2 separate regions of the Homo sapiens genome follow, and region 1 is linked to region 2. Evidence: chromatin contacts called from ENCODE POLR2A ChIA-PET data. All regions are on one chromosome and are shown on one strand. The core of a region is the stretch at or near the end of the contact, and the rest is flanking DNA. Distances in the headings are between cores, read along the strand shown.

Evidence for each region. ChIA-PET counts read pairs that join two places held with the same protein, here RNA polymerase II (POLR2A).
Region 1: POLR2A ChIA-PET joins it to region 2 with 10 read pairs in H1. The contact joins two enhancer-like sites. POLR2A ChIA-PET finds 5 or more read pairs at or near these places in 6 of 52 experiments (GM12878, H1, WTC11 and 2 more).

The regions. Positions count from the first base shown.
Region 1 is chr20:47,413,757-47,417,356 of GRCh38, forward strand. No RefSeq gene overlaps it. Among named protein-coding and RNA genes, the nearest start is that of LINC01754, 3.4 kb to the left of the region's middle. RefSeq lists enhancers at 932-981, 2,299-2,798 and a silencer at 2,023-2,072. Within about 2 kb of position 1,780, at least 24 of the 41 ENCODE cell types and tissues checked have a DNase peak (open chromatin) inside an H3K27ac peak, as active enhancers do.
Region 2 is chr20:47,329,833-47,333,440 of GRCh38, forward strand. All of the region lies in intron 2 of ZMYND8 (zinc finger MYND-type containing 8), which reads right to left. Among named protein-coding and RNA genes, the nearest start is that of ZMYND8, 25 kb to the right of the region's middle. RefSeq lists an enhancer at 1,412-1,912. Within about 2 kb of position 1,684, at least 9 of the 41 ENCODE cell types and tissues checked have a DNase peak (open chromatin) inside an H3K27ac peak, as active enhancers do.

The DNA of each region.
Region 1 (3,600 bases), core at 530-3,029, 84 kb after region 2:
TTTTGAGACAGGGTTCTCGCTCTGTCACTCAGGCTGGAGTGCAGTGGTGTAAACTCAGCTCACTGCAACCTCTACCTTCCCGGCCTCTACCTCCCTCACTATAACCTCAACCTCACACCTCAGCCTCCTGAGTAGTTGGTAACATAGGCATACACCACCATGCCTGGCTAATTTTTTGTATTTTTGGTAGAGAGAGGGTTTCACCATGTTGCCCAAGCTGGTCTCGAACTCCTGAGTTCAAGCGATCCACCACCTTGGACTCCCAAAGTGCTGGGATTATAGGTGTGAGCCACCATGCCCGGCCACCTTATATATCCTTATATGTTGTCTTTTCTATAACACTGGTCAGCAAACCAAGGCCCACAGAAAACCAAACCCAGTCTGGCACCTGTTTTTGTTTTTGTTTGTTTGTTTGTTTGTTTGTTTGTTTATTTATTTATTTATTTATTTATTTTAGATGGAGTCTCCCTCTGTTGCCCAGGCTTGAGTGCAGTGGTGTGATCTTGGCTCACTGCAACCTCTGCCTCCCAGGTTCAAGTGATTCTCCTGTCTCGGCCTCTCGAGTAGCTGGGACTACAGGCACGCCCCACCATGCCCGGCTAATTTTTATATTTTTAGTAGAGACGGGGTTTTACCATGTTGCCTAGGCTGGTCTTGAACTCCTGACCTCAGATGATCCACCCGCCTCGGCCTCCCAAAGTGCTGGGATTACGGGCATGAACCACCTTGCCTGGCCTGGCACCTGTTTTGTAAACAAAGTTTTGCAGGAACACAGCAAACTCATTCATTTACATAATGTCTGTAGCTGCTTTTGCAGTACCCCAGCTGAATGGAGTCATTCAGAGACTGCATGGCCCAGAAAGCCTAAAATATTTACTCTCTGGCACCCTTTACAGAGAAAGTTTGTTAACCTCTGCTCTATAATATAGGACCTACATTATGGAAAGGGAAAAAGATATATGTTTTAAAAAATTTAACAGACAGCCGGATACAGTGGCTCACATCTGTAATCCCAGCACTTTGGGAGGCCAAGGCGGGTGGATCACCTGAGGTCAGGAGTTCAAGACCAGCCTGACCAACATGGCGAAACCCCGTCTCTAATAAAAATACAAAAATTAGCAACGCATGGTGGCACACACTTACAATCTCAGCTTCTCAGGAGGCTGAGGCAGGAGAATAGCTTGAACCTGGGAGGTGGAGCTTGCAGCGAGCCAAGATCACACCACTGCACTTCAGCCTGGGTGACAGAGCAAAACTTTGTCTCAAAAAAAAAAAAAAAAGAAGTGTACAAAGAAGAAAGCCCACTCTTCTATCGCAATTACCAGTTTGGTGTAATAGTCCAATCAACACAATAATCAATACACACACACACAGTTTTGTCCTTTCTTAAAACAAAAACAAAAACAAAAACAAAAAAACAGGAATGGATCAGTAATTTCCTGTAGCTATTATCCCCGAAATACTTTTGTATTATTCTGCCCGTTTTCTGATAGCTCATAATCAAAGAAAGATCACTGCAGGTGTTTGGACACAAAAATCCTAGCAGCTGGTGCCCCTCGCAGCAGAATTTCAACCTGACACACTGGGAGCCAGAATGTTTGTTGGCTCTGATAAGCTAATAACCACATGTTTCAATGTCCCGTGTCCCTGAAGAAGCCATTTTCATGTGACTTTCCTGCTTCAGACCAGGCCCAGTTCACTGAGTTAAAAACCAAAATGCTCATCGTGGCCTACAAGTTCCTCCGTGACCTGGCCTGTAGCCAGTTTTCTGGTACCGCTCTTCCCCTTGGTCTCTGTGCCTTCTTTCACTTCCTCCAAGTTGCACCAAGCCCTTTCCGGCCTCGGACTGGGTTAGTCAGAACTCTTTCAGTTTCAAGTGACAGAAACCCAACTCGAACTGGACTAAGCCTTTAGAGTGTATTAGGCTCATACAACCGAAAAGTCCCAAGAAGGCCGGGCGTGGTGGCTCACGCCTGTAATCCCAGCACTTTGGGAGGCTGAGGTGGGCGGATCACCTGAGGTCAGGTTCGAGACCAGCCTGGCTAACATGGTGAAACCCCCGTCTCTACTAAAAATACAAAAATTAGCCAGGCATGGTGGTGTGCGTCTGTAATCCCAGCTACTCGGGAGACTGAGGCAGGAGAATTGCTTGAACCTGGGAGGCGGAGGTTGCGGTGAGCCGAGATCGCGCCATTGCACTCCAGCCTGGGCAACAAGAGTGAAACTCTGTGAAAGGAAGGAAGGAAGGGAGGAAGGAAGGGAGGGAGGAAGGAAGGAATGAAGGAGGAAGGAGGAAGGAGGAAGGAGGAAGGAGGAAGGAAGGAAGGAAAGAAAGAAAGAAAGAAAGAAAGAAAGAAAGAAAGAAAGAAAGAAAAGAAAAGGAAAGAAAAGAAAAGAAAAGAAAGAAAGAAAGGACGGACCCAAGAAGGTGGATTCAGACATAGATGGCTCTAGTCTCCCTTGGCTGCCCCTAGTCTCCACTGCATTATCTTCATTCTCAGTCTCTCCCAAAGGGATGGAAGGATGGTCCTAAGGTTGCAGCCTAATTAGCCATCCAGGTGGAAAGAGGACTCTCATTTCCTCTTTATTGCTCTAGAAAAAGGTCCTGTGGGCCAGGTGCAATGGCTCATGCCTGTAATCCCAACACTTTGGGAGGCCAAGTTGGGCGGATCACGAGGTCAAGAGATTGAGACCATCTGGCCAACATGGTGAAACCCTGTCTCTACTAAAAACACAAAAATTAGCTGGGTGTGGTGGTGCAAACTTGTAGTCCCAGCTACTTGGGAGGCTGAGGCAGGAGAATCGCTTGAACCCAGGAGGCAGAGGTTGCAGTGAGCTGAGACTGCGCCACTGCACTCCAGCCTGGGCTGCAGGGCGAGACTATTCTGTCTCAAAAAAAAAAAAAAGAAGAAGGCCCTGTGGATAAGGCTCATTGAATCAGCTGGCGTGACACAACCATCCCTGAACCAATCGCTGTGATCAGTAGGGTAGGCTTCACTGATCAGTCAGCCTTGGGTCTTGTGCCTCACACCCTCCCACCAGCACTGGTGGGGGAATCTGCCCCATCTGAAACATGAACACTGGCAATCAAGAAGGGAAATAGCCGCAGGCAGGCAAAAACAACAGGTGTCCACGGCAAGCCTCTGTTCATATCCTCCCCTCTGCCTGGAGCACCCTTCACCCACTTTTCACTGTGACAGCAAGGTTATTTTTCACAGCTTTGGTAGAGCAGGCAAAAGATTAGAAGTGGCACAGCTGCCTATTAATAAGAAATTGCACTTTGGGAGGCTGAGGTGGGAGGATCCCTCGAGCCCAGGAGTTTGAGGCCAGCTTGAGCAACACAGTGAGACCCCATCTCTACAAAAAATAAATAAACTAGCCAGGTGTAGTGGTCCTGTAGTCCCAGCTACTTGGAAGCCTGAGGTGGGAGGATTGCTTGAATCCAGGAGTTTGAGGCTGCAGTGAAACCCTGTCTCTAAAAAAAAAAAGAAAGAATGTAGAGAATAACCTTGCTTGTGCTTCAGACATAGGCAGTAGAATGCCGAAATAGGCTTGTCCCTGCTCCGGAGAGCCACTTCCTAAAAAGTCAGGAATCTTAAG
Region 2 (3,608 bases), core at 434-2,933:
CCATCCCAATTTGCCTCTAGGGACTGAGTAGTTGAATTCAAGGCACCGGATGCAGGGAAATGTGAATATGGATTCACCTTTCACTCCTTTAGTCTAGCCTGGCAATTGTTAACTCTTTAGTATGCATACGAATTTCTGATCAAAGCTGAATACTTTCGTGGGCAATTTAAGGTACTTTGAAGAGTGATTTTTGACTTTGGAACCTAAAAGAACTTCTCTGTGGGAGACTGTAAATAAAGGGTTCAGGCCAAGAGAGGGCTTGGGTCTCCATGGACACAGTGAGGATGGTCCTCACGAAGGTCAGTCTGGAAGGCAATGCCAAGTGTGTCTCAGCAAGGTGCACATCACAGGACTCTCACAAGGCCGTGCAGTCTGTCCAGGAAAGACAGATGCTGCAGGACCCCTGCAGTGCAGTGGCAAGATCATAGCTCACTGCAGGCTCCACCTTCTGGGCTCAAGATATCCTCCCACCTCAGCCTCCCAAGTAGCTGGGTCTGCAGAGACAAGCCACCATGCCTGGGTTTTTTGCTTTTTTTTTTTTTTTTTTTTGTAGGAACGGGTGGGTCTTGCCACTTTGCCCAGGCTGGTCTTGAACTCCTGGGCTTAAGCTATCCTCCTGCCTCAGCCTCCCAAAATGCTGGGATTACAGGCGTGAGACACCATGCCCTTAAGGCTGTGTTCTTAAGGAGCCACTGCAAATTTAAAGGAGAGTGGGACAATCTGACTTGTGTTTTAGAAGGCGCCCATTAGAAGTTATACTAATATGTCAGAAAGCAAAGAAACCAGGGGGAAAGGGCCATTTCAAAGAGTACTATGTCCCTAGAGGGAAAAGGAAGACAGGCCACCAGTCGCTTTGCAGAGAACAGACACTTGAGCTGGGTAATAATCTCCAGGCACTGGATTAATGCTGAAAACAAAGCCATCCTCTCTCGCCGAAAGGCTGCTTTTACTTCAGTCTCTAGGATAGAAGTTCTACCCATCTGATAGAGCTAAATCATTTGTTCATTCAAAAAAATATTTATTATACGCTCACCAGCAGCAGGCAAGGTGGTAGTAAAACAGGATGAGCAAAAACAAAAGGCAGAACTCATCCTCATTTTGAGCCTTAAAATTGATGGGGAGTAAGGAGAGGAAGGCAAGGAGGGGACCTTCAAGGTATGGGCAAAGGCCCTGAGGCTTTGATGGATCTGCACAGTCAGTGTGGCTGGAGAAGAGAGAAGTGGAACACGGAGAGAAGTGGAACACAGAGAGAACGGAACACGGAGAGAATGGAACACAGAGAGAACAGAGACTAGCAAGATGGGCAGAGGCCAGCACAGGAGGGTTTTGCAATTATGAATCTAAAAGCCAAGGAGGAAACACTTAAGAGTTTAAAGTAGGAAGGGATAGCCAGGAAGATGTTCCTTTCAAAAGACTGGGAGGGTGCGGCAGATAGAGATAGTGAGAACAACTACGAGGCCACTGTAGTTCAATGGTGATAGGCTGGTTGAAGTGGAGTGACATTTAGGATACGATATTGTAAGAAAATGACACAAAAGGGCAAAGAACAGAAGAATGGGGAATGAGTCCATATCTCTGGGGGTGAAGATGTAAAATCTCTCATGGACATCTTGAGTTTGAGACGCCCATGAACAGGCAGGGAGGTCAGGTAGGCAGCTGACCCTCTGCACCATGACTCAGAAGCAATCTAGGTTGGAAACATAAATGTCTGAGTCATAAAGCTCCAGATGTGGGTAAGATCACCCAGAGAAGGAACGTGCTAGGCGAGACAAGGACAGGGCCAAGCTTTCAGCAACTCCAGCATTTAATGGCCAGAGAGAGGAGGAGAAGGTGCCAGGGAAACAGAAGGAAAATCAGCACTGCGGTGGCAAAGAAGGCAAAGGAAGAGAGAGTGTCCACAAGAATAATCAGCATCTCCAGTACTGCAGAGACAGCGCAGCAGATGAGGATGGAAAACCTCCCCTGGAAAAGGCAACACAGAGTCTCCAGGAAGCTCAGTGGGGATGTGAATGTGGAAGGTCAGGGTGGAAGCCACATTGGAGCTTGCAGGACAAAGACAGGAATACAGACGCTTCTAAGAAGTTTGGCTTGCTGGACGCGGTGGCTCACGCCTGTAATCCCAGCACTTTGGAAGGCTGAGGCAGGCAGATCATGAGGTCAGGAGTTCAAGACCAGCCTGACCAACATGGTGAAACCCCGTCTCTACTAAAAATACAAAAAGTGTAAAAAATACACTTTGGAAGGCTGAGGCAGGCGGATCACGAGGTCAGGAGTTCAAGACCAGCCTGACCAACATGGTGAAACCCCGTCTCTACTAAAAATACAAAAATTAGCCGAGCATGGTGACGTGCGCCTATAATCCCAGCTACTCAGGAGGCTGAGACATGAGAATCATTTGAACCCGGGAGGCAGAGGTTGTAGTGAGCCAAAATTGTGCCACTGCACTCCAGCCTGGGCAATATAGTGAGACTCAATCTCAAAAAAAAAATAAGTTTGGCTTTGAAGAAGAGGACAGAAATACAGCAGTTGCTAGTAGGAAAGATGTGGGGGTCAAGACAGCAGAGAGGGGAGACAAGTGCCTTTAAAAGTCTGTGACTCCAAGCATGGTGGATCACACCTATAATCCCAGTACGTTGGCAGGCCAAGGCAGGAGGATCACTTGAGCCCATGAGTTGGAGACCAGCCTGGGCAACATAGCAAGACTCTGTCGCTACAAAAAATTAAAGAATTAGTCAGGCATGGTGGCATGTACAGGTAGTCCCAGCTACTCAAGAGGCTGAGATGGGAGGATTGCTTGAGCCCAGAAGTTCATGGCTGCAGTGAGCGAGGATCATGCCACTGCACTCCCGTCTGGGGAACAGAGCAAGCCCCTATCTCAAAAAAATAAATAAAGACAACACAAAAAATTTAAATGTGTATATTCTTCAAAAGGTTAATAGTTACCCTATGACCCCACAATTTCACTCCTAAATCTATACCCAAGAGAAATGATGTGTCGTGTCTGCACAAAAACTCAGACATGAACACTCACCGCAGCATTATCCCTACTAGCCAGAAAGTGGACACAACTCAAACGTCCATCAACACATACATAGATAAACAAAGTGTAGCATATCCATCCAATGCAGCATTATTCAGTCATAAAAGGAAATGAACTACAGACCCTCCTCAACTCACGATGGAGTTACAGATGATAAACCCATAAAATGTAAGTACCAGAAGTCAAAAATGAGGTCACACACAGTGGCTCATGCCTGTAATCCCAACACTTCAGGAGACTAAGGCCAGAGGATCACTTGAGCCCAAGAGTTCCAGACCAGCCTAGGCAACACAGTGAGACCCCTGGGTCTACAAAACATATATATATGAGAGAGAGAGAGATAAAAAAACACAAATGCATTTAAGCCAGACATAGTGGTACACTCCTGTAGTCCCAGCTACACCAGAGGATCCCTTGAGGACACCATTGCACTCCAGCCTGGGCAACATCGTGAGACCCCATCAGAAAGTAAGGCAGGCAGCACTTTGAGAGACTGAGGGAGGCAGATCACTTGAGGTCAGGAGTTCAAGACCAGCCTGGCCAACAGGTGAAACCCCGTCTCTACTAA